Regions from separate parts of the Homo sapiens genome. Here region 1 is linked to region 2. The links are chromatin loops, found by intact Hi-C in ENCODE. Cell type or tissue: heart left ventricle. All regions are shown on one strand. Links, peaks and the distances in the headings refer to the core of each region. The heading gives the core; the rest is flanking DNA. Region 1 holds the start of HPGDS (hematopoietic prostaglandin D synthase). Region 2 has its middle 25 kb from the start of BMPR1B-DT.

What was found. A loop is a pair of places that touch in the nucleus more often than their neighbours do. Peaks named below come from ENCODE experiments on the same cell type or tissue, not always from the same donor. Only the 100,000 strongest peaks of a DNase experiment are listed, where the experiment ranks them.
Region 1: a loop joins it to region 2, with 2.8 times the contacts of the local background. A loop is called at or near these places in 9 of 110 quality-filtered maps.

What each region holds. Positions count from the first base shown.
Region 1 is chr4:94,336,345-94,353,387 of GRCh38, reverse strand. HPGDS (hematopoietic prostaglandin D synthase) reads left to right here and starts at 10,552. Exons shown (of 6, transcript NM_014485.3): 1 at 10,552-10,593. In heart left ventricle, for the core only: no CTCF peak of the experiment used is centred there; no DNase peak of the experiment used is centred there; H3K4me3 peaks cover 868 bases.
Region 2 is chr4:94,723,934-94,740,976 of GRCh38, reverse strand. No RefSeq gene overlaps it. Among named protein-coding and RNA genes, the nearest start is that of BMPR1B-DT, 25 kb to the left of the region's middle. In heart left ventricle, for the core only: a CTCF peak has its summit at 8,998; no DNase peak of the experiment used is centred there; H3K27me3 peaks cover 814 bases.

The DNA.
Region 1 (17,043 bases), core at 4,406-12,405, 390 kb after region 2:
ATTTAGAGAAAAACTTCGCAGCATTATGTTGCTGCCGTAATGCTGCATAACAAATTCTCAGTGGCTTATAACAACAAACATTTTAGTGTCCTCATTCACAAGTCTACAGGGCAGCTGGGATGGCTTCTTACAAGAATGCCCTTCTTATGTCACATCACAGGAGTGGAAGAGGAAAATCCAAACTGTGAAAGCACATTTAAAGCCTCTGGTTGCATCACATCTAGTATTACACTCTGGGCACAGCAAATCACATGGCCAAGTTTCCAGCCAAATGATGAGAAAGTACACTCTGCCTACTGAGAATCCACAGCAAGGATGGGTAAATATATAGAATATATATTCTATGGCTTGCCTATAATATCTATAAGAAAAAAAGATGAAAACCACAATAGAAAAAAATACTCCACGGCAATAGCAGGACATTCACAAAAGTATACACATAAAAATAAAGAAACATGGGATGTTCAGTCTTATCTGTAATCAAAGAAATGCCAATATAAAATACTGTGAGACACTTTTTAACCCATAAGATTGGAAAATAATAGAATGATAAACATCAGCTCATTGGCTAGAGATTAATTTGTGCAATCTTTCTGGATATCAATCTGACAATAGGTATTAACATTTTAAAATGCATATAGCCAATTACTCAGCAATTCCTCTTCTAGGAATTGACAACAAAAGTGATTGTGCAAAGACTTATGTACAAAGGTATTTACTTGGGGAAAAAAATGACCAAATTGAGGAAAGTTCTTTGTTCTCTTGCTTTTACCTGAACATCACCATTATATACATGGCAGAGCTAAATCGATCATTTCATCTGTTGCATATAATCACAAATTTTGTAGTTCATAGTAGACTAAACTTACCAATAAAGTAGCAGATTTACCACCAACATAATAAATTCCTTTTCAGAACTAAAATGTGTCTTTACTGTGAAACGTTAAAAACTATCAGGAAACAGGAAGGCGAATATGAGATAGAAAGATAAAGCTGGAAAAAAATGAAAAGAGGAAGGTTATCAGGCAATTCATTTTAACATGTTCTCTGGGTTTCATTGTAGACCTTTAAAAAGGTTGAATTTTATAGCATTTTGTACACAGATTGTAAACTTTTGGACCTAGCACACTTTGTCGGGAGTTTCTTTAGCAGATCTTATGAAACTGCAGGGGAAGAAAACAAATGCAGCATAGTTGATGCAGAGCGTTTTCAGGCACTTTCTAATAAAGAATGAACTGGGATGGTCAGCCCTGGCTCAGAATTGTGAAGATCCTCCCAGCTGGGCAGGCACTTGGTGGGGAGGCTGGCATTGGTGCTAACAGACTATTGAGGATGGAACACGTTCAAGAGCTCACCCCTCCCCGATTTAGGCATAAAGAGATGATCAGATGGCACTGCCCCTACCCCATTTGTACAGTATCCTCAAAGGATTTTGCTGTTCATACCTTTTCTCCTCTTTAATGCTGTTCTTGATACACTTTTCATTTTATTTAACCTGCCTAAAAATGCTGGGTATGGCAAATGGGCAAAAGACTTGCTGTAAGGTTTTTTTCCTTCCAGATCTTCCCACAAATTGATCCTTCTACCCATTCTACCCAATTCCCCACCCCTACCTCAGCCAACTGTCCCGGAGGGTGATTCTGCCCGACTGTTACATATAAAGAAAGTGGGAACTTAAAATCAAAATGTGAATATGCAAACTGCTCTTTGGGCTACCTGACAAAGGGTGACACAGAATTCAAAAAATATTCAGCTAATATTTATATGAATAGAAATCATATTAATTCATCTTGGACCAAATATTAACCGGGGCAAAACTTTTATCAGGCAGATGAGTCCAGACCACATTAGGCAGAGAGAAAAAGTGTCAGAGAAAATGACTAATGGAAACAAGATAAGAAACACTTGATAAGTTTGACCCTCATTGTTCAGTTTCATTTGTATTTCTAAATTTGATTTTGTGTACTTGCAGTTTTAGAAAAAAAAGTAATATTTGAAAGTATTTTTCCCAGCCTTTAAATTTCAAGTTCATCAATCTAATAAACACTCATATAACTAGAAGTTCTAAACTTGTAGGGAAGTTTCCTTGACACTTATTTCTTTACCCTGGAGAATCTCCCCTTGGTGCAGAATTGTTGTGAACCAAAACTTTGTGAAGAATTTTGGGATAGTTGTAATTAACAGAACTGAGTTTGATCACTCATACCACCACTACTTCACAGTTGTATGACTCTGCATCAGTTACTTAATCACTCTAAGCCTTAATGTTTTCATCTGTAAAAATGGGTCTAATAATATCTGCATTACAGATTTGCTGTGTGCCTTAAATATCCCCACAGCAATCATGACTATGAAATAAGCACACCAAATATTTGAATTCACTGCAATGTTCTCAAATAAGAAGATCTTCAAAAATTAGACTACTCTATTCATCCATACAATGCTTTCCATTTACTTTCTCAGTATGAAAATAATTGCAATTCCTATTGCAACTGTGATTGTGAAGAACTTATAAATCTTTTTTTGGCAAAGTTTTTTCCAAGCAAAAATGAACTGGGAACAGCAGGTAGAAATGTCTATAAAAATCCGAGTTGACAGAAACCTTGGAAGTCCTCTCTTACCTTCCGTGGTTCATTATCCGAGCCAGAGGCGAATGCATTCTATAGTGAGCTTTGGAGTAGAGTCTGATGGGAATTTGGTCTGATGCCAACAGTCACTGTTTTTCAAATGGCATGAATGACTGATACTTTAATTTTTATCTCAGAACCTGTATTTTCTCTGCTTCCCAAAGATTCTCCTATTTCTTTTCTTTTTAAGACCAAGGGATTTGTTGGTGGGCAGCAACGGGTGAGAAGAGGTAGGGAAAGCAGGTTCTAGTGCTTTCTATGCTGACTTTTAACTAATCTTTTCATTTTTGACCTCAAATATCAAATTCACGTATGTGGATTTTGGGGGCCAGGTATTTCATGGATCCTTCAAAGGTGCTTGGGATGGCATTGTTCCCCTCAGTGTGTCTGCCCCTAAACTTAGCTCATAACTTTGACTATGCAGTCCATTCAACTGCCACTCCTCCACTTGCTTCCTGTCAGATAAAGGGTTTTTTGTTTTTTTTTTGACGGAGTCTAGCTCTGTCGCCCAGGCCAGAGTGCAGTGGTATGATCTTGGCTCACTGAAATCTCCGCCTCCCGGGTTCAAGTGATTCTCCAGCCTCAGCCTCCTGGGTAGCTGGGATTACAGGTGCTCGCTACCATGCCCGGCTAGTTTTTGTATTTTTTATAGAGACGGGATTTCACCATGTTGGCCAGGCTGTTCTCGAACTCCTGACCTCAGGTGATCTGCCCGCCTTGGCCTCCCAAAGTGCTGGGATTACAGGCATGAGCCACCGCACCCAGCCTTTTTTCTTTTTTTTTTTTAATGTTTCTTACATGCTTTTATACCCTTTCTCTTTGTCCTTGTTGACTATACCTTTTGTATAATTTTACTGACCTTTCATGGGTCTTGGGGAGGGAAATGAGATTAAGATGTATTGTCAATATGTCATGCTTAACCAGAAGCCTTGAAAAGAGCAAGTTTGGAAATTTAAATAATAGGATTTAAACTTGATATAAATAATACAAAAGAGAAAAAAAATCTTAAACTTGATATGAATAATACAAAAGGAAAAAAAATCTTTAAAACTTCAAGTAAAATATATAAGATTTGTGACTTGTTTCCAGAGATCAATACATATATTTAATTTGTGTACTTCCATTATATAGCTCTTAAGATAACAGCAGAACATTTTTAAATATTTATTTTTAAAAAGCATATTTTCCAGGAAAATTGCTATGTAATTTTATTCCTTGAGTTAATAAACAGGGCTTTGTAAATATGATCCAAAGAATGAGAACTAAAACTAAATACTCAATCAGCTTAAGCTCAAACTTTACTTTTTGACATTCATGGGGTGTTAAAAGATGCCTTTGACTTTGATGTTTTGAAAAGAATGTAATACTTTCCATTTGCTAAGACTGGAAAAATGAGTCATGAACAGCCACTTCACTTTGGTAGCTAATCTGTATCAGAATATCATCTTGCTTAAGCTGTGTAACTAAAGAGATTTTGGTGTAGTTCAGAGCATACGTATTTGTAATCTGCTGTTATAAAACAGAAACAAATAGAAATTTTAAAATTGATGTGAGATTACCACTACATCCAAAGAAATAATATAAAAGGCAAAGATTTTATTCTGAACATTTACAGAAACACAGCAGCACTTTAGCACGAAGTCTAAGTCAGTGTGACATACAGTTTCATATGAATTTGTTTGCAGAAAAGAAAGCCTGTCTTTTCAAATTGGGCCTAATAAAATGTCTGCAACCAGAAAGGGAATAGCCAAATGGTCAAATCCATCTAAAGTCATTAAACAAAAGATGCCGCCATCTCAAAACCATGTGTCTGATATTTGTTACATGAGTCATAGAGTCTGTGCTAAAATTTAGGAAACATTCAAGTTTTCAGAATCAAATTTACACATCATCTTTCGGTTGGTGTCCACAGGGGACAAATTTTACCATTTATATAAGTTCTTCCAAATCGCAGACCTAGTGGCAATTCTGGATCTTGTCTCTAAATTTTGATGATATATTGTAATTGAGGCCTGCAGCTTCCCATGAGTTATTTAACTGTTAACACCAACAAAATGTATGTACTGCTAGAAAACAGATCATTTCTAGCCTTTCATGGACTGGATCCTAGAGTTTTAGAAGCAGCTGGTATTTTCTCTCTCAATGGCTCACTTTATGAAAAGCCAAAGTATATGTAGTAAAATTGTATCTTGGAGGCCAGAAAAATATTTTTAGCATAATTTTGTTCATTGTTTTCTGGATCTTCTTGCTACGTTGGTTCAGATGAAAACAGTTTTTTCTTTCCTTACATAGCAATATGTTGTTTATATTCTTGTATAAGTTTGTGTTAAGGATTGAAGCTTCATTTAATTACTGCAGTCATCTCTTAAAATTCTCCTTTCACTGTAGAATTCTTTCCCTAGGAACAGGGCAGCAAATGTGAGCTGTGTCATCAGAAACCAAGATTTCTTGATTTTCTTTCTTGTAGGTAGCTTCCTTTCTTTGTATCACAGGCCAATCTGAAAGTATTCTTCCAGAAATTCTGTATGTTTGATACGAAGGCATGCAAAGCCAACTTTTTTTTTTATACTTTAAGTTCTAGGGTACATGTGCACAACGTGCAGGTTTGTTACATAGGTATACATGGGCCATGTTGGTGTGCTGCACCCATTAACTCATCATTTACATTAGGTATTTCTCCTAATGCTATCCCTCCCCCATTCCCCCACCCCACGACAGGCCCCAGTGTGTGATGTTCCCCGCTCTGTGTCCAAGTGTTCTCATTGTTCAATTCCCATCTGTGAGTGAGAACATGCAGTGTTTGGTTTTCTGTCTTTGTGATAGTTTGCTCAGAATGATGCAAAACCAACTTTCAGAATAAAATGGTGAGCAAAAACCTGCTTAGGAGAAAGAATTTAGGTCTGAAATTTGCTTGATACTTACAGTTAGGCCAAAGAAAGTTGGATAATCCTGAGAAAATGTCAGCAAATGATTGTAACTTGTTTCTTTTCTTTCACTCTAGTATTCTATATTTTGGAGTCAATCTCATGCAGTAATTAATCGCAAAGACTCTGAAGGCTGACTACTGGGTTCAAATATTGGATCTTCTGCTTGCTAGGTTTGAGACCTTGGCAAATTAAAATCTTGAGTGAGTACCAGGTACACGATAAACTCAAATGTCCGTGTTTGCTATTATTAGTCCTCTGTGGAGTCCTAGAAATTTTCTGACACCTTCTTATTCTCCAAAATTTCCTTTTTCTAGACTTCATGAGGAAAACACACCTCTTCAGATTAATCTGTTTTTGAGATATAAGAAAATTCCAAATATACAAATTCCTTTAATAGGTATATTTTGGTTGCCTCTTCTTGATAACTGCTAGGAAGACACTTTAATCTCACCAAAAAAAAAAAAATTCTCTCTAAATTACACTTTTGTTTGCATTTTCTTAGTACCTATAAATAGTAAGTCCATCCTGTGACCTGGGATTATCAGAATGGGTGGCCTTCCTTTGATCTGAGAATTTTGCCTTTCTTGCTAGACTTGGGGACAAAGGTAACTTGTGTACCTGTAACTCTCAGCCCATGAGCTCTGTGCCTTTTTGGACTTAGTTTTCATTCAATTATCATGTAAGACAGAGAAATGTCTTCAGGGGGAAAATTCTGTCATGAAATAATAGAGTAGGAAGTGACTTCAGAGGTCACCAGGACATCTCTTTTCTTTTCCAAGAACTGAGGTTCAGAGAGGAGACATGACTCTTTTGGGGAACACAGGACAGGGCACAGGCAAAGGTGGGACTTACTGCACAGTCCTTCCTCCTACAGCACAAGTTGTAATGGTACAGAGGTGACATTAATTGATTCTGAAAAAACCTTGAAAAACAAATTAACTTAATGCTTATTTTCTTCATTCTTGACAGAAGAAAAAACATAAAATCTTGTGAATGAGATTCAAATGTCTGAGAAATTTTCTATCTATAAATGCTTTCATGACAAGGCCCAGTCAGTTATGCAATTACACTCAAGGGTGCATGCACTATTTGTGATGTTGTTTTGTAGGCATTCAATGAGGTAATACAAGACAAGTGCTTGGTTCAATGCTTGGCCCACAGGAAATACTTAATGAATTTTAGCTATTTCTATTACTATTATTTGCCTACATATAGGAATCCTCTTTTAGCCAAAAGGCTAGGTAGTGAAAGATTTGCTCATAATCTTGGATATAATTACCATATCATTCTTCACAGTATCTGAAGAGGCAGACTTCAGATAATAGCATTATCATTATTGAAATCTGGGAAAACACAGACACTAAAATATTTGCAGGCATGTTTCAATTACTCAAGTAGGTTAGAAGCAGAAAAACATATTCTTTATTTCCTGTATTTTCAACCCCAGGTTTAAATACGTCACTTTTACATGTTTTTAGTTTTTCAAATAACTAACTATAAAAAGGAAAACTGTTTTATTAAATAAAATATACAAAAGTAAACCAGACCACTCTAGAATCTGAGCAAAGGAAGTTTTGTGGGCTTCTCCTGGATACTTCTCCCCTTCCCCATCAACAGACAAGCTAGAAAAGGAGAAATAGGTTTGTTTGAACACTTCTCTTTTACAAAAATAAATAAAGAGGAACAAATATGTGGGCCACGTTTTAAAAATTGTATGTGTTTTTCCATTACTTATCGAGCAACTGCTTGCTAAGCAAGGCACTAAGTGACTTAAATGCACAAACTCATTGAATCCTTTCAACTCTGAGTAGAATGATTTTTATCATCACCATTTTACAGATAAGGAAACTAAGGCAGCTGCCTAAAGTCCCAGAGCTTGCAAATAATGGAGTGGAGATTCCTCTAAGAGGTCATGATTCCAGGATGAAACTCTTTAATCACTATCTTGTATAGTCACATTACTACACAGGTGGGCAAATAAAGAAAACAAGGACAGAAATGGACTATGATTTAACGTTGGATTTTTAACAGCAGTTAGGAATTTGCTAATTCAATACCACAGGATTAAAAGTTTTCCAACTAGGAAGCCCCAGAGAAAATGAAGACATATTTATTAAATTATAATAGGCCTTTAAATGACTGTGTGGACATGATCATACAACTTGACACGTTTTTTCACGGGTATTTCTCATGCAGTCCAGTCTGGATCCACAACATGCTCCTGAAGGGTGTGTGGCATGAAGAAGTCACTGCCCTGGAGAGCAGGGAACTGAGAGGTAACAATCCATGAGGGGTTTTCACTTTGCCCTTGCCCTTTTCCTCCTCCCTATTCCAGTAGACACTTGGCTCCGTGCTCATTTCCTCAGAAGAGGATGAAGCAGGGTGAAAAATGAAAGTTGCCTGACAGCTACTTCTCTTTCTGCTGTTAGTGCCCAAACCCAACCACAGAAAAGGAAAGAATTCTTGAGCATAGATTCTTGAAGGGAAACGATTTTCCCTTCAGGTGAACTGCTAATAATATTAACAATTGCTCTCACTCATGGATCCCTAACTATGCATTAGGCACACTTTGAAGCACATATCTGTGTACTCATTTAATTCTGTAAAAGCTTATGAGAGAGTTATTACTAATATTGTTAGAATGCTCCATGAAGATTTGTTTTTGTCTGATTTTATTTAGTGCTATATCTCTATTTATTTACTTATTTATTTTTGAGATGGAGTCTCGCTCTGTCGCCAGGCTGGAGTGTAGTGGCACGCTCTCGGCTCACTGCAATCTCTGCCTCCCGGGTTCAAGCGATTCTCCTGCCTCACACTCCCGCGTAGCTGGGATTACAGGCGTGGGCCACCACACCTGGCTGATTTTTGTATTTTTAGTAGAGATGGAGTTTCACCATGTTGACCAGGATGGTCTCCATCTCCTGACCTTGTGATCCACCTGCCTCGGCCTCCCAAAGTGCTGGGATTACAGGAGTGAGCCACCGCGCCCAGCCTTATTTACTGCTATATCTCTAGCGTTCAGAACAATACCTGGCAAAGATTAGGAACAAATAAATATTTATTGTAGAATCAATCTCCATCTAAAGGTGAAGGAGCTCAGGCACAGAGAGATTAAGTTACCTGCCCAAAGGCCCACAGCTGGTAGAAGACTAGGAGAGTTAGAGCACCCCCACCTGGGCTGGGAGAAGAGACAAGAGGATGGGAAAGCTGTGCTTCCCGAGTAGAGGAGATCTGGGACCCTCTCCTGGGACCCTCTTGTGCCTCCAGGGAGGTAGAAAGACCACAGAGAAGAAGTGGCTCTGTTGGGTACTGGGCAGGTGGAATCTCAGGCAGCGTTGTGATGAAACCACCACACTGGGGCAAGAAGGTAGCAAAATGAGAATGCTACAGGAGCTGCAGAGAGCTCCTGGCGTGGAGGCCATGCACACAAGGACAATGGATGCCTCTAGAGCAGCCTCTGTTGATCGGTGACCAAGGATCAAGTGGCTGCTCCTTCCCCAATCCTTGATGTGTTACTCTGCTTTCCTCCAGCCAAAACAACTGGTCGTAAAAGATAAAATTGTAATACAAAATGAGAAAAGTGTTATTTTTTGTATACTTGATTTTTTTTTAACTGAAGCAGTCTCGTATTATATATAGGCAGCATTATGTAAGGAAAAATATTAAATGTGTCATCAGAAGGCCTAGATTTTAATCCTAGCTTGTCCCAACAAAAATTCGCAGGCAATTTACCTAATTTCCCTATGTCTCAGTTTCCTCATTTATAAAAATAGGGATTAAAAATCATTGAGGTGAGGATAAAAAGATTTTTTTGAAAATATAAGTTAAAGCTGTCAAAGATAATAAATGCATTGTGTTAATTTTGTATAGCTCCCACTCCCATCCCATTTGCACTTGATTTTGACACACATGTATCCTTTTTTGGTGGGTAAAGGGCTACACTTGCGTCTTCTCTTTTTACATACTAGTATTTACATTTATTTTCATTTCTGACGTTTATACTAAGTGGATGTAAACATATTTTTCAAAATTAAAAGCACTTTAGAAATAAGAAATATTAAATGATTGATATGTTGCTATTGTTGCCTGTGGGAGTAATTTTCTGGAAGTTGAAAGCCAGCTGGTCATTGAAATGTTTCATGGATAATCCTCAGGCTCAGTAAGGCCCAGGCAGGCATTTTATTGGATCTTTTCACTGAGCTGTCCTAATATTATAGATAAAAATAATTCCTGCACTAAGAAGTGAAACAATAAATTTCTAAAATGTCAGGCATTTGTTACTAAATTGTAAAAGGATCACAAACAAGATGAATTGGAAACTTCTACACCAGGTTTACTTTAAACACTTTGGCTTTTCTGAGAAATGAGAGTAAATGAAATAAACCAGCAACAATGCAAATTTACAGTCCTTGCAAAAACGTGAACTATAAATTAGGGTTATTCTATCATCAGATGTATATTAGTGGTCATGACATGCCTGGCACTCCTCTTAGAACTGAGGAGACAATAGTGAAAAAGACAGTGAAGTGCCTGCCTTTACAGAGCTTACATTCCACTGGGAGAAACCAAAAACAAACAAGTTAAATACACCACATTGTTAGACACTGCCTCGAAGGAACATACAGCAGGTACAGGAGAGACTGTTTCTAAAATAGAGAAGCAAGTCATGTGCACATCTGCAAAGATGATTTCATTACATTCAGGTTTTCTTATTCTCCAGGAGCCTATGGTGTAAAACTGAAAATAAGTGAACATGTAACAGTGGGCATACATATGCAGCTATAACTTTGACTTTACCTTGTATACAAATGTGTTGGTTTATTTATACCCAGATATCCTGTATAACCAGCAGTCTTCGCAGGCTTGAACTGCCTGGCATGCATGTTTTATCTAAGAAAAGAAGGAAGAGCGTTAGGTAGAAGGAAGTTGCCTGTCCTCTCACTGGCTCGTGATTATCACTTACTCGTCATATAAACCCAAGGCACAGTCACATACCCAGGGATACAAGACACTGCAGACTCCCGAGAGACATAACACAGGTAAGTCATATTACTGAACTCCACATAGGTAATAAATGAGATATGCTTTACTCTTTACTTCAGAGTTTTTATTATTCTCATATCCTGTTTGTGACTAACTGTCTTGTGAGCTATTTTCATGATGGTGCTCACTCTGACCTTGTCTTACCCAGAACCTCTCCATATATGCGAATATGTGAAACTCAAATAGTCATTTTTAAGGAAATATAGGTACAGGAGATTTAAGAAGATCTCTTCAAGTGGATTTTAACATAGAAAATATAATCAATGCTAGAGGAAAAATCCTGTCTTAATCAGGGTTTGTTACTACTTCCAGAATTTTCCCAAGTGATTCTTCAATAACTTGGATTGATGGAGTAGAGAATATTATCTCATGGCTGTTCAATTTCTTTCCTTTGCTTTAAAGTTTAAGACTTTTACTGGTAATATTTTATATTATTTTAAGGCACATTTTGTTGAAGCATCTCCATGTTTTGATAAGAATTGCAACCTATCATCTTTTGGCTTCAGAGATGGTTTAAGGGATTTACCCCAGGCCAGGAATTTCAACTCACAGCTCCCAAAGGATATTTCAGTTATTCCTCTTGCTTTGGCTTTAATGTGAAACAGTCACTTAAAATGACATTTAGTTGATATTTGATAAAAAAAAAAAAAATAGAGCTTTCAGCTTGCTAATTCAAAGTTAAACATCCAGTGCTTGATTGAAATCAATATCTTACTCAGTCAACAACAATTCTTCTATTTCTCTATTGTCCTATAATTTAACTCCAACCTGGCAACTTTTCCAGAATTGAACTTGAAATGCCCAGGGACACTGTGAAATGAGGGAAATTAACATTCTTTACCATCAAATGTTAGGGGTAATAAAAAGCTGTTTTAATGTCAGTATATGCAAGAAGTTCCCCTGTGAACAATAGTATCTCACATGATTGCTGTCTGAATCCAATTTTTACATTTCAGAACACCAGGGTCTATATAATAGGAGTGTAAACATGCTCTAGGCCATTACATTTTGTATAAGTTTATTACTGGGCAAGTTAAGATCTGCATCTTAAACTCAAAGAAGAGCTATAGCAAATTCACAAGTAATCTTTGTTTTTATATCTCTAACTCAGATTATTGCGCAATTACTAAGCATGTAAAAAACTGTGTCTGGAATGCCCAAATATGTTTGAATTCTTGATGTGTCGTATTTAAGAGTAAGAGCTTACGTTGGCTAACATTTTGTATTGAACTGTAGAATGGTCAATACTTAATTCCTCATTTGTAAGTTTTCTATCTAACAAAATTATTCCAAAAGTTCTCTTTTTTGAACTAAAAATATTTCGGCTGAAGTCTTTATTAAGATGTTTAGTATAGGCATTGGATATTGATTAGCCTGTGTTGTCAGAGAGTTGAAATTGGATTGTTGTCATCTTTCTGGCACAGAGACTAGAATTTTTGAGACTATTTTTTACTGTGCTTTTACAGCAGTATACGGAATAATATATTGTTAAATTGTTTTATTATAAAAGTTTGTAATTTTTTCAATGATTATGTTAAAATTGCCTCTGGGATTGAATTAATCAGATGAAATAAATCAGCATTGTATTAGTTAGTTTTCACGCTGCTGATTAAGACATACCTGAGACTGGGTAATTTATAAAGAAAAAAAAGTTTGGCCGGGCGAGGTGGCTCAGCCTGTAATCCCAACATTTTGGGAGGCCGAGGCTGGCGGATCACCTGAGGTTAGGAGGTCCTGGCCAACATGGCGAAACCACGTCTCTACTAAAAATACAAAAATTAGCTGGGCGCGGTGGTGGGCGTCTGTAATCCCAGCTACTGGGGAGGCTGAGGCAGGGAGAATCGCTTGAACCCGGGAGGCGGATGCTGCAGTGAGCCGAGATTGCGCCACTGCACTCCAGCCTGGGCGACAGAGCAAGACTCCGTCTCAAAAAAAAAAAAAGAAAGAAAAAAAAAAAGAAAAAAATTTGCCGGGCGTGGTGGTTGGTGCCTGTAATCCCAGCTACTCTGGTGGCTGCGGCAGGAGAATCGCTTGAACCCGGGAGGCAGAGGCTGCGGTGAGACGAGATCACGCCATTGCACTCCAGGCTGGGCGACAAGAGTAAAACTCCGTCTCAAAAAAAAAAAAAAAAAAAAAAAAAGGGAGGGGGGCGGGCCGGGCCCGGTGGCTCACCCCTGTAAACCCAGCACTTTGGGAGGCTGAGGCAGGCGGATCACGAGGTCAGGAGATCGAGACCACCCCGGCTAACACGGGGAAACCCCATCTCTATTAAATATACAAAAAAATTAGCTGGGCGTGGTGGCGCGTGCCTGTAGTCCCAGCTACTCGGGAAGCTGAGGCAGGAGAATGGCGTGAACCCGGGAGGTGGAGCTTGCAGTGAGTGGAGATCACGCCACTGCACTCCAGCCTGGGCGACAGAGAGAGACTCCGTCTCAAAAAAAAAAAAAAAAAAAAAAAAAAAAAAAAAAAAAAAAAAAAAGAGAAAGAAAGAAAGAAAGAAAGAAAGAAAGAAAGAAAGAAAGAAAGAAAGGTTTAGACCAGGCACAGTGGCTCACACCTGTAATCCCAGCACTTTGGGAGGCCCAGGCAGGCGGATCACAAGGTCAGATGATCGAGACCATCCTGGCCAACATGGTGAAACCCCATCTCCACTAAAAAATAAAATACAAAAATTAGCTGTATGTGGTGGCGCACACCTATAATCCTAGCTACTTGGGAGACTGAGGCAGGATAATCGCTTGAACCCAGGAGGCGGAGATTTCAGTGAGCCCAGATTGCGCCACTGCACTGCAGTTCCACATGGCTGGGGAGACCTCACCATCATAGCGGAAGAGGAAGGGATGTCTTACATGGCAGCAGGCAAGACAGAACCAGAGCCAAGTTAAAGGGGAAATCCCTTATAAAATGATCAGATCTCGTGAGACTTATTTACTACCATGAAGTCAGTATGGGGGAAACCGCCCCCATGATTCAATTATCTCCCACCGGGTCCCTCCCATGACAAGTGGGAATTATGGGAGCTACAATTCAAGATGAGATTCTGGTGGGGATATAGCCAAACCATAACAAGCATTCTATAAAGTAAAAAAAAGCTACAAGAAAGAAAGAGAAAGAAAGGAAGTACCCAAGATAGTACTTTAAAAACACTGTTATTTCCCATATAAAAGAGCTTATTTCCTAATGCATATATTAATATTAAAAGTTAAATCTTCTGCAGTGGATAGCTATGTTCATATGAGTTTATATGTCTAAGTTTTTATCCAGGGTATTTATTAGTCGTTTATGTGTTCTTTGATAAACCGTATAGGTTATTTTTCAAACAGAATTCTAAATGAGCTTTTTATCTATCTGCTGAATTAGTAACTTTACACGATATACTTTGGGGTGTAAGGAAGCCAGTGGTTAATTTTAGATGCAAAGATCTTTAGATGTAAATATCTTCAAACACAATCAGCTTTTAAACTTCAGGCTTCTGTATCATTTCAGGAAACATGCAGTTTTCTCTACATGAGATTCTTAACACAACGACAGTGGAAGGGTTCAGAAATGAAGCTAACAGGAAATAAGGGACCAGAATGATACTGCAGTTTTGCTATGCTAGTCAAATCATACCAAGATAACCTAGATGTTATTTCTGTGTTTGATAGAAAGTTGGGGTCTAATTATGCTTATTTTCCCTCTATTGTCTCAGAACCATTTTAGTCTAGTTTCAGTCTCAGAACCATTTAGTCCTCACTCTATGTCATGTCTGTCCTATATATGAGGTTCTGTTTTAAGACAATGCACCTCTGAGCAAATACCGCATTACAAGGCTTTTTATCTAAGTCTTGCTATCTGGTACATCAGGTCCTCCTCTCCTGTTCTCTTTTTTTCTTTGTCTTGGCTATTTTGGTCCTTAGCATTTCCATTTGAAATCTAGGATCCAGTTTATCTGTAGAATCTCTCGAAGTTTAAATATAGACAATCATTTTGGACACAGCAAATGGATGCTGTGTCGCTCCCTTCCTACTACTTAACAAATGTTATTTATTGTTGTCTTACATTATTGAATTAGCTAGGCTGTCCAGCATTATGCTGAATAGTAGATGTTATAGTGGGATTCTTGTTACTTCTGACATTAAAGAAAATGCTTTTATTGATTCACCATTATGTATTATATTTGCTATAAGTTTTTAGTAGAGACTCTTTATATGGTTAAGGAAGTATTCTTCTATTGCTAGTTTGATAAGAGGTATTTTATTTTGTTTTTTCATTTTGCTAAGAATTTTGATCACAAATGAGTGATAATGTTATAAATGCTTTTTAAAAGCATTTAGTATCTATTGAGATGATAGTATGTTTCATGATAATTCTGTTTCTTATTTTTGAGAGAGAGTGTCTCACTGTCGCCCAGGCTGGAGTGAAGTGTCGCGGTCTTGGCTCACTGCAACCTCTGCCTCCCAGGTTCAAGCAATTCTCGTGCCTTAGCCACCTGAGTAGCTGGAATTACAGGCTCACACCACCACATCCAGCTAATTTGTATATTTTTTTGTAGAGACGGGGTTTCACCATGTTGGCCAGGCTGGTCTCAAACTCCTGACCTCAAGTGATCTGCCCGCCTCGGCCTCCCAAAGTGCCGGGATTACAGACGTGAGCCACTGCACCCGGCCTGATTTTTCTCTTTTAATGTAGTTTATTATACAGATGGATGTTCTGATATAACATCTGGTATTCCTGAGACAAACAGAAAATATAATTATGCAAATAACTACAGAAATGTCATGTAAAAAGTACAGCTTCATTAATGAGTTACAACTGTTGAAAGAATATTTTAAAAGGAAAGATAAGCATTTGTTAGCTGCTATTGGGCCTCTGCCAAATCTTAGACTTCAAGATATTTTTGCAGAGAAATATAGATAGCTACCAACCTATGCTGAGAATTTTTAAATGTCTTCTTTACTTGAGTGAAATACAATATAAAATAGCATGATTTTGAAAATTAACAATAATAAAAAACAATCACTTTGTTTTCATGCAGAATTCAACAGGTGGACACTGGTATCTATGTGGTAATTGACTGAATGAGAAAAGGTTGTATGTTTAACTTTTAATGCTGTTAACTTTTTTTTCTTTTTTCGAGATGGAGTCTTGCCCTGTCCCCCAGGCTGGAGTGCAATGGCAGGATCTTGGCTCACTGCAACCTCTGCCTCCTGGGTTTCAGTGATTTTTCTGCCTCAGCCTCCTGAGTAGCTGGGATTACAGGCGCCCGCCACCACCCCCAGCTAATTTTTGTATTTTTGGTAGAGACGGGGTTTCACCATGTTGGCCAAGCTGGTCTCAAACTCCTGACCTTGTGATCTGCCTGCATTGGCCTCCCAAAGTGCTAGGATTACAGGCGTGAGCCATGGTGCCCCACGTAATGCTAATAACTTTTAATATTAAAGGGAGAAAATATAATTTCTTCATGCTGTGGAAACATTGACTATGCCAACAAAACCAATAAAAAGTTTTATATAGAATGCTTTTCAAATAGAAGCTGCAGGCTGGGCACAGTGGCTCACGCCTGTAATCCCAGCACTTTGGGAGGCCAAGGGGGGTGGATTACCTGAGGTTGGGAGACCAATCTGAGACCAGTCTGGCCAACATAAGTGAAACCCCATCTCTACTAGAAATAGAAAAATTAGCCAGGCATGATGGTGCATGCCTGTAATCCCAGCTACTCAGGAGGCTGAGGCAGGAGAATTGCTTGAATCCAGGAGGCGGAGGTTGCAGTGAGCCCAGATTGAGCCACTGCACTCCAGACTGGGGGACAGAGTGAGACTGTGCTGCAACAAAACAAAACGAAACAAAACGAAACAAAACGAAACACCAAATAGAAACCACAACTAATAATCAAACTTTTTCCACTCTGTAGGCTTTTAAAAATTGTTTTGATATTTAAAACAAATACGTCCAGGAATTATAACTATCATGCTTTTCCTGGATAAGAATAATCTCTTAATTATTATGTTTTTTATTTACTATTTTCGTGCTCTTAGACCTTTTCCACTATTTATTTCTAAGCTCAACATTTCTAAGTAACCTGGAAAACAGTTCCATTGTTCTGATGGGCATTTCATTTAGTCTCCCAAATTTGAACTCCTTTATATGTATAGTTCTCCCTGAAAGAAATTTATGGCTGTAAATCATGGAATTCTTATTTATTTAGTCAATTCTTGTCTCTTTCAAGGACATTTCCCCACATATCTATATATGCGGTGAATGCTACATCTCAGTTGGGTGGGGACTGGACTGGCTGATGCAAACTGGGCAGGAATGATTGGCAGTAGCTCTCTCGTTTTAGCAAGGAGCACCAGCTTCACTCCACAACATCTGGACACAGAAGCCAGGGCCAGAAAAAATGGTTTTGCTAGGAATTACCATCACCGTCACTTCCTGAACCTGGGAGCTTCTAGATAGGCAACCAG
Region 2 (17,043 bases), core at 5,264-13,263:
AGACATGAAGGATTATTTTCAGGCTTCTAATTTAAGAAAGTGGATGGATCATGGTGCAATTTTCTGAAACAGTAAAAATGGAAACAGAACTTGTTTGGTATGAAAGTGATGAAACTGGTCTGGCGCAGTGGCTCAGGCCTCTAATCCCAGCACTTTGGGAGGCTGAAGTGGGCGGACATGAGGTCAGGAGATTGAGACCATCCTGGCTAACACTGTGAAACGCTGTCTCTACTAAAAATACAAAATATTAGCCAGGCGTGGTGGTGCGCACCTGTAGTCCCAGCTACTTGGGAGGCTGAGGCAGGAGAATGGCGTGAACCCAGGAAGCGGAGCTTGCAGTGAGCAGAGATCATGCCACTGCACTCCAGCCTGGGCGCCAGAGCAAGACTCTGTCTCAAAAAAAAAAAAAAAAAGAAAGAAAGTGATGAAACTTAGTTTTAGATATGATGAGCCCAGGGTATCCATGAGACATCTAATTGGAGATGATAAACAGGAAGTTACATGTACTGAACAGTTGAGTCTGGAGATGAGGCATGAAATGTTCACCTATCTCTTAATCCATTATACTTATAAAGTAAATATATTTTCAACAAGAAAAAGGCATTAGCTGGGTGCAGTGGCTCACGCCTGTAATCCCAACACTGTGGGAGGCCAAGGCAGGTGGATCACCTGAGGTCAGGAGTTCGAGACCAGCCTGGCCAACATAGTGAAACCCCATCTCTACTAAAAAACAGAAAAATTAGCTGGGCATGGTGGCTCACACCTGTAATCTCAGCTACTCAGGAGGCTGAGGCAGGAGAATCACTTGAACCCCAGAGGCAGATGTTTCAGTGAGCCGAGATCTCGCCATTGCACTCCAGACTCCAGCCTGGGCAACAAACAACAGCGAAACTCCATCTCCAAAAAAAAAAAAAAAAAAAAGGCAAGGAATTGAACGTGAATTCATGATTATTCAAATTATGTGGAGATTGGCACTCAACAAACGTAGCATATACATTATTTTCAAGTACCCAGAGAACACTGACAACATCCTGCTGTGTAATGCAAATATTAATGCATTTCAAAGAACGGGTATCATACAGACCATGATGAGTTTGAACACAGTCTGTCAAATATCCCCAGCATTTTCTTGGTGAAAAAAGGGAGGAAACTTTTAGCTTCTCTAGAAAGATTATCTATATCCCAGATTGACTATCCTCCTGAAGGAAATCCTTGCCCTTTAAGCAGAAAAATGACAGGCTTTGCCTAATTCACAGGACATTCACATGTATTAGAGACAGCAAAGTGGCTGGACACAGGAGAATTGTCACATCTTTTTGGAAAGAGTCAGGCACAGCCTAAAAAGATTAAATCTCTGAAAGAATCCTAGATCAGGTAATCCAGCAGGCATCATGCATAGCTATAATTCTGTCCTAGTCCATTTTGTGTTGCTACAAAAGAATATCTGAGATTTAGTAATTTGTTTTTTTAAAAATAAGGTTTATTTAGCTCACAATTCTGTAAGCTGGGAAGTTCAAGAGCATAGCACCACATCTGGCTGGCTTCTCGTGAGGGCCATGTGCTAGTCAAAACATGGTGAAAGGCTGGGTGCGGTGGCTCAAGCCTGTAATCCTAGCACTTTGGGAGGCCAGGGTGGGCACGAGGTCAAGAGATACAGACCATCCTGGTCAACATGGTGAAAACCCGTCTCTACTAAAAATACAAAAATTAGCTGGGTGCCGTAATCCCAGCTACTCAGGAGGCTGAGGCAGGAGAATCACTTGAACCTGGGAGGCAGAGGTTGCAGCAAGCCAAGATCACACCATTGCACTCCAGCCCAGGCATCAAGAGCGAAATGCTGTCTCAAAAAAAAAAAAAAAAAAAAAAGAAATGTATGGTCTAGTTGGTGAGACCTGAGTAGCACATATGACCTCAGAATAATTAATGATATCTTCAAGAAAATGTGAACAAAAGCATATATTTGACTACCTAAAAATTAAGTGTCCATACATTGAAATGTTTATTTTAAAGATATCCAAACTAAAAGACAAGATTTATTGGCCAGGCATGGTGGCTCACGCCTGTAATCCCAGCACTTTGGGAGGCTGAGGCAGGCAGATCAAGACCATCCTGGCTAACACGGTGAAACCCCGTCTCTACTAAAAATACAAAAAATTAGCTGGGCATGGTGGCGGATGCCTGTAGTCCCAGCTGCTCGGGAGGCTAAGGCGGGAGAATGGCGTGAACCCAGGAGGCGGAGCTTGCAGTGAGCCGAGATTACGCCACTGCACTCCAGCCTGGGCGACAGAGCGAGACTCTATCTCAAAAAAAAAAAAAAATTTATGAGCAAGTTTATTATTACAGTGTTGTTCATTACAAAGCTGCAGATGGCCAAAATAATCATCAGGAGAATAGAAAAGGTACAGTTAGATAATAGAATCATATGCTGCTGTTAAAATGACAATAATAAATTATTTGAAATGATGTACAGTATGCATATTACATAATGTTTTGAGAAAAAAATGTTTTTCACATTTTATCTGCTATTAAATTGAAGAAATATGAGAAAGACCAGAAGAAATGTCTAACATATAAACTGTTACTGTGTCTGAATAAAAGATATATATGCTGAGTTTTCCTGTTTATGCCTTTCGAAGTTTACTCAGATAATCATGAAAAATTTAACCAAAAAATGATGTTAACAAAAATTCTTATAACAATTTAAAATTTAAAATGTAATGCTATGTAAGTGCACAGGTGACAGAAGGGCTGAGATTATTGCTACGGAGTAACAGCAACTTGGGGTACACAGGCAGTACTACTGCAAATGAGTGGTGGCTGTTACCCTCTGCCTTCTTGGGAAGCACTTGGAAGTGTAGAGTGGTCACTGAAGGATTGCCAAGATTGATACCATAAAGTTACTGGAAGATATTCAGAGCCAAATTCAAGAGGTTCATGAAAAGTGGTCACAAAAGGAAAACATATTGCAAAATTATAGGACTTAGGTTTAATGAGCTCTTAGGTATCAATTCAGAGAACATCATCATGTTTATTTTTTAAAGGCGTATATTATGAGAAAGCAATTCAAAAATGAAGAAATACAGTTGGCCACTAGGCATATGAAAAGAGAACATTCTCACTTAGTAATCAAATTAAGATGAGATATTTTACCTGCCATACAACTTTTTTTTTTTGAGACGGAGTCTCGCTCTGTCGCCCAGGCTGGAGTGCAGTGGCGCGATCTCCTCTCACTGCAAGCTCCGCCTCCCAGGTTCACGCCGTTCTCCTGCCTCAGCCTCCTGAGTAGCTGGGACTACAGGCGCCCGCCCCCAAGTCCGGCTAAGATTCTTTGTATTTTTAGTAGAGACGGGGTTTCACCATGTTAGCCAGAATGGTCTCGATCTCCTGACCTCGTGATCCACCCGCCTAGGCGTCCCCAAGTGCTGGGATTACAGGCGTGAGCCACCGCGCCCGGCCTCCTGCCATAAAACTTTTAATAATATTAATTGCTAACATACATTCAGTGTCTACTGTGTGCCAGTCTTTTCCTAAAAGTTTTAGATGTGTTGACTTGTTTGTTTAACCCTCCCAACAATCCTAATAGGTGGGTTCTACCTCTTTGCAGATGAGAAAACTGGGGTATAGGGACAGAGCTCATCAGTGTGAGGAGCAGATGGAACCCAGGCAGTGCAGTCCCAAAACCAGCTTTTTTTTTTTTCGGGGGTGGGTCTCACTCTGTCACCCAGGCTCGAGTGCAGTGGTACAATATCAGCTCACTGCAACTTCTGCCATCAGGGTTCCAGCGATTCTTTGGCCTCCCGAGTAGGTGGGACCACAGACGTGCACCACCAGGCCCAGCTAATTTTTGTAGAGACAGGGTTTCGCCATGTTGCCCAGGCTGGTCTTGAACTACTGAGCTCAAGGGATTCACCTACCTTGGCATCCCAAAGTGCTGGGATTATAGGCATGAGCCACCACGCCTGGCCCCAAAACCAACTCTCACCTACCACACCATACAACCTCTTCAATAAAAATACATATACTGAATATGTAATTATAAACAATAAATAAGATAACATACATACATCCTAATTATCCAGTAATAATGCTATGAATATCCAACATTGTTGAGGGCATGAAGACAGCAGCATCATAAAAACAGATTGATATATAAATTTGTACAAACTTTTGGGAGAATATTTTGGTGATCCATATGAATAACCTTGAAAATGTTCATGCCTTCTTAGTCCGGCAATTCTATTTCTACTAATATTATATGTTATAGTTATGAATATTACATTGTCAATTTCTAGTAATAATCATTAAAAATAATTAGACATACCCAAACATTTACATGCAATGGAAAAAAAAAAAGATCACAATTATCATATACCTACTATTATCTCTTCAGTTGGGTGAAGGAAGCAGGGCCAAGGTAATGTCGACTGTTTGAAAGTCTGTTTCAGGCCGGGCACTGTGGCTCATGCCTGTAATCCCAGCACTTTGGGAGGCCAAGGCGGGCGGATCACGAGGTCAGGAGATGGAGACCATCCTGGCTAACACGGTGAAACCCTGTCCCTACTAAAAATACAAAAAAATTAGCCGGGCATGGTGGCGGGCATCTGTAGTCCCAGCTACTCTGGAGGCTGAGGCAGGAGAATGGCGTGAACCAGGAAGACTGAGGCTGCAGTGAGCTGAGATCACGACACTGCACTCCAGCCTGGGCAGCAGAGCGAGACTCTGGTTCCATCTGATCTAGGTGAATTCCTTCCTTATCATCATGGAAAACAAAAATAAAGTTTATTCTGTAGAGAGGACAAAAACACAGGGTCTCTGGACTGGGGGCACAGCACATTTGGTGTCAGGGACTAAAGTGAATGTTCGTGTTCTGAATGCCAGGACTCCAGCCTCCTTCTCCCACCTAGGTTTCTAATGCTGGCCCTGCAGTCTATACCCTCTGGGCAGAACATTGAAAGAACCCAGTGGCCCTGGCAATTTACTCAACCTCAGAAACCTTATATATGGAAATATATATTTCCATATATATGGAAATAATTATAAATACGCAGAGAGTTTTGGTGAGCACCAAATAAGGTTATATGACTATTAGCATAGTGCTTGCAATGTGAAGTAATTAACAGAATAAGTTATTTTTAAAATTTGCTGTAATTATTCTCATAATAAAGTGAAATTTAGTAATGCTCTATTTGCATATTTATATTTGCATCTCCTACTCAAGTCTAAGCTTCACAAAGTAAGGCATGTGTACTGTTTGGTATTTTATCCTCAATGTTTAGGATAGCATCTGACATTAGTAGGAGTGCAATAGGTATTTGTTTACAATAGAATGAGTGAATGCTTATCTGATGATTAAAAATACATGGGGCCAGTATCAGGTAGTTGAAAGAGAAATGAACTAGAACACAGGAGTCCTAAATTCTAGATCTGGTTCTGCTAGATAACCTTGAACTAATCACCACAACCTCACTGGACCTTAGTTTTGTTTTCTATTAACTGTACTTGTTAATAGACTGAGATTTCTAAAGCCTCTCCCAGCAATAACCTGTTGTCTACATTGGGAAGAGCTGCCTCTGTGGCCTTCAGTGTGCCCAATAGCTATTCTTGAAGTAACACGTGACGGCTTCTTTTGTTCACGTCAGTTAGTAAGCGGGTATTAATTGAATGTTACCACTGTAATAAGGCTGGGAAAACAAAGATTAAAAACTTATAGTTCTGTTGCTTAAAAACAAACAAAAACAGCTGGGCGCGGTGGCTCACGCCTGTAATCCCAGCACTTTGGGAGGCCGAGGTGGGCAGATCACAAGATCAGGATCTGGCCAACATAGTAAAACCCTGTCTCTACTAAAAATACAAAAATTAGCTGGGTGTGGAGGCGGGCACCTGTAATCCCAGCTACTCGGGAGGCTGAGGCAGGAGCATTGCTTGAATCCAGGAGGCGGAGGAGGATGCCGTGAGCCAAGATTGCACCACCACACTCCAGCCTGGGGGACAGAGCGAGACTCCGTCTCAGGAAAAAAAAAAAAAAAAAAAAAAAAACATGAGCAATACCAAAAAACCAGGAATTCAGTAAAACATGATACATCTTTTTTCACCCTATATAATGTTAACAAAATTATATCTATAACCCTATTACTATAAATATTTTTAAAACCCAACATATCCTATTATCTTATCTTTATTAGCATGACACCAAAAACCAGAAGGAATTTATGCTCTAGAAAACTACGGTAAGTTGCTCTTGAACAATACTTTCAAGATTTATTCTCACAGTTGATTCTTTTGACTAGATATTAATTTGTATTTCCAAACTGAATGACATGACTTTCAGTGATGTTATTCATAACCATAACACATATGAAGTTAATTTTTAGGGCTTGACAATTTAAGAAAATAAACATACAAATTTATTCTCTCAACCTTCAGAAAATAAAAAAGTAATAGCATCTGAAGAATTCTCATTCCAGATTCTTATCGTTCATGTGGAATTTCTGCCTGTGTGAACATGGCTGATTGAGATTACTGTATGTGCCTATTTGGAACTGTAAAGCAATATGCTGTTTCCTGTCCATTGTGTTTTATGGATATGGTCAATATGACAGCACTATTGAGGTTCAATTTCCTAGAAAATTTAGTAAGTCATGTTTAAAATTAAAATTAAAACTTACTCAAAGTAGTCTCAGAATAACAGAAGCAGCAGAGAGGAAACAGTAAATCAATTAAAGAAACACTGAGCCCAAGTTGTTACATTATCTTGGTTGAACCAGAAACTTAATCTTTCTGCAGTGGCTGACCTAATTGTACCACTAGATTCCCTTTCTAGTGGCAGAAAACTCTTCCCAGCATCCCATGTGGTAAAATGTATCATGGGGAGCTTCTTTTTCATTACTCTAAGAGTTAAAACTATTTTTAAATTAGCTTCATTGAAGAATAATTTACATATAATAAAATGTACCCATTGAAGTGCATAATGCAATCAGTTTTGACAAATGCACATAGTAGTTTAACCACCACCACAATCTTGCAATAGAACATTTCTAGGAACTACCTTTAAAAAATATCCATTTTCTATTCTTTCGTTTATTTTGTAAATGTTTAGAGCATCTATTTTGCAACAACATAGGCAATATGAATACCAGGCATGAATGAAGCATCTAAACTCTGGTCTCAACTGCTCATACATGTCAAAGCACTTAGAAAGCCCTGCTGGGGGAGGGATGATGGGAACCCTTCCAGAACCAGGGCCAGAAGATCAGTGTAGACTAGATAATTCCAGAAATCCATCCAAGAGGAAACTACAAGGAAATTTGCATTTATCAGGTACCTACTTTGTGGCAAGCACACTACACACGTGAGTTCTTATAACAAAATATTTTATGTAAGGAGAACAAGGCACTGCAAAAAAATAGTTAAAGGCTAAGGCTGTGAAGATGACTTGTGGGCTCCAATCCCCAACTCTGCCACTTACTGGCTTTGAAATCTTGGGCAAAGTATTAAACATCTTTGGTTTTTTGTTGTTTGTTTGTTTTTGCAACATATTCTTGCTCTGTTGCCCAGGCTGGAGTGTAGTGGCGTGATCTCAGCTCACTGTAACCTCCACCTCCTGGGTTCGAACCATTCTTCTGCCTCAGTGTCCCCAGTAGCTGAGACTACAGGTGCACACCATCACACCCGTCTAATGTTTGTATTTTTAGTAGAGATGGGGTTTCACCATGTTGGCCAGGCTGGTCTCAAACTCCTAGCCTCAAGCAATCCACCCGCCTCAGCCTCCCAAACTGCTGGGATTACAGGCCTGAGCCACTATGCCCGGCCTCAAACATCTTTGTGCCCAGTTTCCTCACATGAAACGTAATAATACTTCCCTCATAGGATTAGTACAGGTAAATGAGCTTGTACATGTGAAGCACTGAGGAAGGCACCCAGTATATAGTAAGAACTCCATAAATGGTCATGACCATTGTTAATGAGTTCTTATGCTAGACCAGTGTCTAGCATCTCACAGCTAGCAAGTTTCAGACTGTAATATGAACACATGTGTGTGAGACTCCAAAGCTCATGCTTTTTCCACATCTTGGTTGAATTAGAAAGTGGCAATGATAAGCGGGCAGGAGGGACATGAGTCTGTTCATCTTTCCTTCTTCCTTGAAATCCTGTTCTCTCATCCCCTCCCCCAGTACCTCTAAAATTCCTAACTGTAGTGATGCTGTGGAGCACACCCAGATCACCCTCTTCGGCCCAAGGCACCTATCCTTCCTTTCCCCTCCCCTGTTCTGGGGTTATAATTTAATAATAATTTGACTGTTTATGGCTCACAACTGCATCCCTCTCTGGGAATTATTTTTGGTCAAAGGTAGCTGCCTCACCCAAGGTTATGTCCCATCCTCAGGGACTGCTTATATCTAATCACCATTTTATGTGAGTTTGAGTCTCCAGGCTCTCCTGCTTTAACTCAGGACACCTCTGAAGGGCCATCCCACTTGCAGAGCTCTCTGTGGGATCAGCAGAGGTCTCTGTTGCCACTGATTCCTCTTCCCAATCATGCTTTTCTTACTCCCTTACAAGTGCTGCTCCAGGAGCATGAATCAATAATCCTGCTACATGCAAACCTCCATCTCAGCATCTGTTTCCAGGAAACCCAACCTAGGACTTGGTACTGGAAGTATTCTTAGGAGGCAGCTCTGCAGTGGGGCTTTGGAAGGGGCTCAGCAGACGGAGTATCAAAAGCTCCTGGCAGCTGTAGCAGTTCAATTGTTCATGAGAGGTTAAGGAGTATAGGATACCGGTGGAAAGGAACGCTCTGAAGGATACTATTGTCTCAGGCATTTGAGAAGCATGGAGGAAGTGGTGCTTTTAAGGACCATGGAATTAGATGTCTGTTGCTGGGTATTATTGATGCATTAGAAAAAAGACAATGAAGACAATGGTGATTAATCACCAACTTAAGAAGTGCAAGTTATAGACTGTCCTTGGCTGCGTATAAAGAGGTTCATCTTCTGCAGCTAGAGGGCAGAAAAAGCTAAGCATCAAACATTAGACTTAATTAGAAAGGGGGTGAAGTCCAGAAGTTTGTACTCTCAAATCTGATTTGATTATCACACCTTGATTGGAAAGGACCTGGGACTTAAGAACATCTGGGTCAATGCAATCAAGAACTCTGAAATCTGAGTCTGCTGAACCCTTTGAGCCTGAAGAAGTGGCCCACTCCTCTCTGTTGAAGACTAGTTGAAGGCTGGCCCTTATAATCTTTCTTAAGGATGTTGCAGAAGTCTCTACCTAGCAAGATAAATACACTCTGGCCTGTCACAGTGGCTCACGCCTGTGATACCAACACTTTGAAAGGCCAAGACAGGTGGATCACTTGAATCAGGAGTTCAAGACCAGCCTGACCAACATGGTGAAACCCCATCTCTACTAAAAATACAAAAATTAGCTGGGTGTGGTGGTGTGCGCCTGCAATCCCAACTACTTGGGAGGCTGAGGCAGGATAATTGCTTGAACCTGGGAGGCGGAGGTTGCAGTGAGCTGATATTGCACCATTGCACTTCAGCCTGGGCAACAGAACAAGACTGTCTTCTCAAAAAAAAAAAAAAAAAAGAAAAAAGATAAATACATTCCAGATGATGGGAAATAATCCTTATGAAGGTTGAAGGTTCAGGAGCTTAAAGTTTACAGTGACTTTTTTTTAAGGACATATAAGGCTATCCCCTCAAAAATAAAGGACAAATTATTGCATCTCATATCTGCCACACCTAAGAAAGAAGGACAATGCTTTTAGTCCTTTTAAGATTTTGGAGACAGCTTATCCACTCTGTGTGTCACCATACTCCTTCTTTATACTCTACATCCTGTGATGCCCCATTTAGGATCCTATGGTAACTAGTAATGTATCTTCACATTACATATGTTTAAAAATACACAATAAAGTGTTTTAACCAATATGAAGAAAATAAGGTAATTTGTAAAATTAGTACATATCTTGACATGCAAATACTTTGATTTAACTACACTGAAAGACATAAGTAAGTATTGTAATCAGATTTTTTGAACCTATATCTTTAAGGTTATTGAACCTATATCTTTGAACCTATCAATTGTGATAATTACAATATAGATTGATACATAGTTGAGTTACTCAAATACCAAGGATATTATCAATTATATGGTTTTTCAAAATGGTGATTAGCTCTTGGTAAAGTTTCAAACATTAAAAGTGCAATTATGGCCAGGCGCAGTAGCTCATGCTTGTATTCTCAGTACTTTGGGTGGCCAAGACGGGTAGATAGCTTGAGGTCAGGAGTTCGAGACCAGCCTGGACAACGTGGTGAAACTCCGTCTCTACTAAAAATACAAAAATTAGCTGGGCATGGTGCCAGGCACCTGTAATTCCAGCTGCTTGGGAGGCTGAAGCAGGACAATCACTTGAACCCAGCAGGCAGAGGTTGTAGTAAGCCAAAATCACACCACCGCACTCCAGCCTGGGTGACAGACTGAGACTCCGTCTCAAAAAAAAAAAGAAAGTGCAATTATTTATCAGGTACTTACATTACTGGAAAAAAAATCAATGTATATTGAAACCTTGAAAATAAAATCCTCTGTTTACATATAAAATAGAGTAAGCTTCCACATTCAGTTAATTATAAACAGATTTTTACCTACTGTCCAGCAGGAGATTCAAAAGACGTGCAATGTTAATTAATTCTTAATTGTATGGAAATGTTTTTTCATTGAAGGATACTAAATGCCAATAGTACTTCCAATCATTGTGATAACCAAAAATGCCCCCCTTTGAGGAAGTACCTATCCTGATAAGAACCACAGCTCTAATATGTCTGAATTTCTCCTGTTTCCTTTGCCACTCATTACATGCTAGTTTCTCAAGGTATCAGCTGTCTGTTAGTAACCCCAAATCCATATCTCCAGCATCATTATCTTCTTAAACTTTAGATGTGTATTTTCAATTTTCTGAAGGATATAGAATCTGAAAACCTCACCCATACATCAGACTGAACCTGTCCACCTCATTTTGTTAACTTTTACATAAATCTATTTATATTTCTGTTGTCTTAATCTGTGCCATTCTCATATACTCAATCATGCAAGTTAGCACCCTGGGTATCATCTTTGTTTCCTCCCAACTCTTACTCCCACATCAACGCAATCAGTAAGACCTTCTGATTTTGCCATCATCTCTCCATTCTATAACCATTGCACGTCATACAGAAAACAGTAACCTAACAACCAGAAGAAAATAGCTGGATTGTAAATGTGATCATGTTATCTTCCTGATTTAAACTCTTCAGACAGGACTAATGTCTCTTCTGTGTTCATAAATAACACCTTGCATGTACTTCAATCATTGCCTGTGCCACATTGTATTATAATTACCTGTTTGTATTTCTGCCCCACTAAGCTATAAGCTCCCTGATGTCAGGAATTGTGTTTTATTCAGTTGTACATTCCCAGGGCCTAGCACAACACTGGATGCAGCACAACAGTCAATAAATATTTGCCGAATGAATTAAAGATCCATAAGAAACCACAATACTAATGATTAACTTAATGTGAGTGAAGTAAGGTGTAACTTAATTATAACATACAGATTTGGGTGGCGGGGCACGGTGGTTTATGCCTGTAATCCCAGCACTTTGGGAGGCCGAGGCAGGTCAATCATTTGAGGTCAGGAGTTCGAGACCAGCCTGGCCATCATGGTGAAATCCTTTCTCTACTAAAAATCCAAAAATTAGCCGGGCATGGTGGCAGGCACGAATTGCTTGAACCCAGGAGGCGGAGGTTGCAGTGAGCTGAGATTGTGCCACTGCACACCGCCCTGGGCGACAGAGCAAGAATACATCTCAAAAAAAAAAAAAAAAGAGAGAGATTTGGGTGATGATCTTTACATTATCAATGAAATTATTGACTACCAAACTATCATCCTTTGAAATTATTTCAGGACAAAACAGATATTAAAATAATTTTAATACATTCTTTACCTCACATGAACAATAACAAAAGGGTTGGTCTGATAACTTGATGAACTTATTTTCTCTGTTTTAACAGCTTCTTTAAGCTGTTAAAAAATCTTTTCTAATCAGAAAAGGAAAATGGCTTTCCTGATTGTCCTTTTTCTCATTTATTTAAAAATAGTCATTAAATAGCAACCATGTGCCAACCAATGTGTCAAAAAATGAGAAAGGGTGGGTATGGTATCTAAGATCTGGTCTTTCTTTTGAGGTGTTCAAAGCATGATAGGGGAAAGAGTCATGTAAACAAAATCCCTAAGCACTGTGGCAAGCGTAACAATGAAGTTATGGAAAAAGCATTATGAAGTCACCAAGAAAATTGTGATTAACAGGTCATTGTGGGAAAGATGTTATCTAGGAGCAGGCTTCCTAGATAAAGTCACACTTGAATTTGGTTGTGTTGTTCTGTCAGTCAGGTTAGGTGAGGTTATGCCATGGTAACAAACACCACCAATGCATCCGTTGCTTTAATACATGCGCAAGTTTTACACATCACTCATGTTACACATCCAATTCCAGTTAGCAGGAAACTACTGCTCAGTACAGTCACTAGGAGCCCCTGGTGACAGAGACTTCGTCTCAACAGGTAACTTCATGATAGCTGGAGCAGCGGGAGAGAACTCGGCAACCCTTGCCCTTGAAACTTCTGCCAGGAAATTTCTGCCTGATGAATACAGCACATCTGCTCACCACATATTGGAAAAAGCAAGTCACATGACCACATCTAATTTAAAATGGGATGGGAAAAGAGCGATCTTACCAAATGCCTGAAAGCAGGAGAAACTGACCATTTGTAAATGACCCTAAAGATCACCAGTTATTAAGGATGAACAAGACTGTGTTACATGAAGAAGAGAAGGAATAGCAGGCACAGTGTCACAGAGTGTGTTGTGATGAAACAGGAGCATTCCCTGACCCCCCCTTACAGGATGTGCAACAGGGGTGTGGCTTGTCTGCTTGGCCGCTGAATGCTCAAATCCTTTACAGGATGGGAGCACACCGACAGGCAGGTGCAGGAAGCCGGGCAAGTGCTTTTGGGCTCCGGCCCCAAGGTAGCATCTAGGGGTGGGTGCCTGTGACTCTAGAAGCCCCAGTGGGCATGCCACAGTGCTCTTTTAGCTCTGTTGTCTGCAAACAGCTTAAGAGTTAACCAGCTCAGTGCCCTCTTGGTACCCAGGTTCTTGTCTGGTGTCCAGGAAGAATGAGGTCACACACAGACTCAAAGGATGGTGAATGCAGGGATTTTATAAGGTGATGGAGGTGGCTCTCAGCGGATGGATGCGGAGCTGGAAAGGGAATGAGTGGGAAGATGATCTTCCCCTGGAGTTAAGCTGTCCCAAACACATCTCCTCTCTAACCGTCCCCAGCCAAACTCCCCTTGACTTTCGGACACTCCTTCTCTTCTCTCCTTCTCTGCTGTGCTGCTCTTCTGCTCCTCTACCCTTCTGTTTGTGTGCTCATCTGCTTATGGAGCCTGCGGTTTGCGGTTTATATGGGTGCAGGATAGGGGGGCGTGGTGGACCAAAAGACATTTGGACACGAAAACAGGAATACCTGTTCCCATTTAGGGCCACAGGTTTCCAGGCTTGAGGGTGGGGCCTTTGCCAGGGAACTGCCCCCTTCTACCCAGTATATCCCTGTCTCCTGTCTGAATCAGCACGATGTATGGGCAATGACATTAAGTTTGTGTTGTCTGGGACGTAGGCTATAGAGCCAGAGATGTTAGAAAACAGTTGGAAAGGGAAGTGAAGGCCACGTTGAGAAGGGTCTTCTTAGCAGGTTGAAGAATTTAGACTTTTATCTATCAGTAACATAGAAGTACTTTTCAAAATATTTCAATCAATTTAATCTGTGTATCTATGGTAAATTGGGAGATAATAAGAAGTAGTAGAGAGTAGTTAGAATCACTGTGCTTCAAAAAGAAACTACATACTTGTAAGCCACGTTTCTGTTTTTGAAAAGAAAGAGGATAGAAAGAAAGAAAGAGAGAGAAAGGAAGAAAGAAAAGAGAAAGAGAGAAGAAAGAACAAAGAAAGAGAAAAAGAAAGAAGAAAGAAAGAAAGAAGAAAGAAAGAGAAAAGAAAAGAAGAAAGGAAGAAAGAAAGGAAGGGAAAGAAAGAAAAAGAAAGACACTACCTGAGAAAGCAAAATTCCATTTTGTCCTCTATAATCTGTATCCAGAGACTATGTGGGACATAGGCCCTTGTACTGAGTAGGTGTGTGAATGCAGATCAGCCTCTGGCTGGAGGCTCTGACACTTCCCTTAAGGAGGTTACAGCTTTTAGAAACAACAGGGTGATTGAACTGTGATTTCACCCCTGACTAGAAAACAACAATTCCCCCTGTGGCTTAAGGGTAACCAGGGTTTTGTTTTAAATTAAAAGTAAATTACTTATGTTAAAGATGCCCTAGGGACCCTTAGGTATTCTATCATTTAAAGCAAACCAAGCAGAACTCAGAAAATTATTAGCATTCCTCTAGAGAGCACTTTGGGCTATCTCCTATTGTCCATTCAATGGCCAGTTTATTAGGAACTTTTGTGAGGATTGTTTATCAAACTCAAACTTTTCCATGTAATTATCAGGCAGAGAGAGAGTCTAAATAAACAGAAAACATACGAATAACTAACTTATCTTGCCAACAGATATTGATGAAAAAGCTCAGCTTCAAACTCCACTATGGCAACTAATACCACAAATAGGCTTTATTTTTTTCCCATCACAAAACAAGTTTATTTAATAAAGAAAGTAATATACATGTATGGATACAAAAACCCATTCACTCACTCATTTACTCATTCAATCAACTTCTAGCAAAGGTCCCAGCTGGATCCCAAACTGAAACTCCAACATAACAGGCATGCCTAGTAAACAGACACGTTAGGTCACTTAAAGTTGAGCAAAAGCTCTTCATGGGCACATGAAGTTAGGGTCAGGAGAAGGCAGACAGCAAACTACTTTTCTCGACTCTTGATTCCACTGCACATTTGATGGGGTCTTATGTATAGAGGGACTGTATCCAGATGGTCAAGTTGCTGTCTGGGGAGGGACAGGACACAAACAATACTACTTCTGTGCTCAGGTGTCCAAGGGAGTCAGGGGGGAGAGGGAGAGGGTACTTTCCCCATTTCTACACACACACACACAGCATCAGTATATAGTGGCCTCCACAGAGTATCATGCCATTTTTTGATACCCAGGGCATGTGTATTTGTGTGTGCAAGCATAGCCACCTTGTGGCACAATTCTAGGGAGTGCCATTCTGTTGGAGTGTAAGGAAATGGTAGCCCTGGGGTTGTACAGGGCATAATCTCTATTGTCCTACACAGCTCTCCTGGCAGCCCTGTTCAAATCAGAAGACTGCATCCTGAGCAGAGATATTAGTATTGCCATGTTGGTCTCTTCATGCAGTCTCTAATCAGTAAAAATCAAAAGGGGGCTGGAGTAATCACCATGGTGGACCTACTTTTTAGCACAAAGAAGCCATTCCTTTCAAATTCCCAGAAATAGCTGGGTGAGACATTAAGAGGGCTGGAAGGTCCTGCAGGTGGAAAAAGGAGTGAATTCCTGCTGTTAGTGTAACAGATGAGGGACCCCAAGGAAGCTGGGCTGTAATTTATTCAAAAGCATTTACTGAGCACCTAATATGTCGCAGTACTATGCTATATATATTTTTAAAGCATTTTCAAAAAATAAATAAAAGTCAATGTATTTTACCTGGAAGTGTTGTCTAAAATCATAGAGTTCCCTCTGTGCAGCATCTCATCCAACACTTCCCTCATGATGAATAACAGCCACTTCTGGGGGTAAACACACACACACACCCCCACAGGTTTTCTTACCCTATTCATATTCTCGTGTAAGCAGAAATAAATACTAAAATCCCCTTGGGTGCTCTTTTTTTGGGACTCCACATCCAGCATAAGTGATAAAACAGAAAAGATTTTCTTACTTTCCTTCCAAATTCCAAGTGGTATTAAAAAAGAAAAAGTTCCAATAAAATTGGTGGTGCAGTCAGTTTTGGTGGAGGCATAGCCTTTTCTTTTGTGTTCCAACATACTGCCTACCTCTAATTTGGTCTACCCACAGAATGTCACTGCCAAGGTTGAAAACAGAGGGTCTTATTCAGATACATTCTTTGTATCTCAAAACAACTTTAAGTATTGAGATAATCTGATACAGGTGGCATCTCTTCTTAAATCTTCTTGTTTTGCCCTTGGACTTTGATCACTTACATGGATACAACTAAACCTCTGAAAATGCCTCACAGAAATGTATTACTGTCCACATATGTAAAATCTCCACTTCACTTTCAAGTTCAGTTTCAGTCCTACAAACCAACACAACATAAAAACAAGAAGAAAAAAACCAGGATACTCTGCCAACAAAGTCAACTTTTCCCACAAGATCCAAATATTCCAGATTCATAGTACACATAAAACTTTTTATACTATTGCATTGGAAAGGATATTTCCAGTGATCCACCCATCTATTTTTTTAGCCTTTAACTATCTTAATACCCTGGATCATGCTTCACACTCTAATTCTCACCCTGGACATGAAACTGTTAAGCTCCAAGTGACAGATTTTTATTTTAGGAAAAGAAGCTCACTACTTAACAAAATAAATTCATTTCCTCACATCTATTAAAGTTTGAAAACTGCTCCTCCCTCTCCAAGACTCCGTCTCTAGACTAAGCTAATGTTTAATCCGCAGTTTACCTGGTACTCTGACAAAAGTTACATCAGAAGGCCTTTGTTAAATGTCCTTTCAGAGGTGATAAATGAGAAAGCACTTTAACAGAAATTGATTTTAGCAAAACTCTTGGCCCACTTTAAAGCTTTTTCTTACACCGTTCTCTGTCCTGATATAAAGTCCAGGTTGACAACTAAGAAAAGACAGTGACATTTTAGAGGCAAAAATATCTCTGATCCTATAATTAAAAAGATGATATTGAGAATTGATATTTTCATTACAATTAAAATAGTATTGCTTGATCTAATGATCAAATGAAATTATGTGAGAAT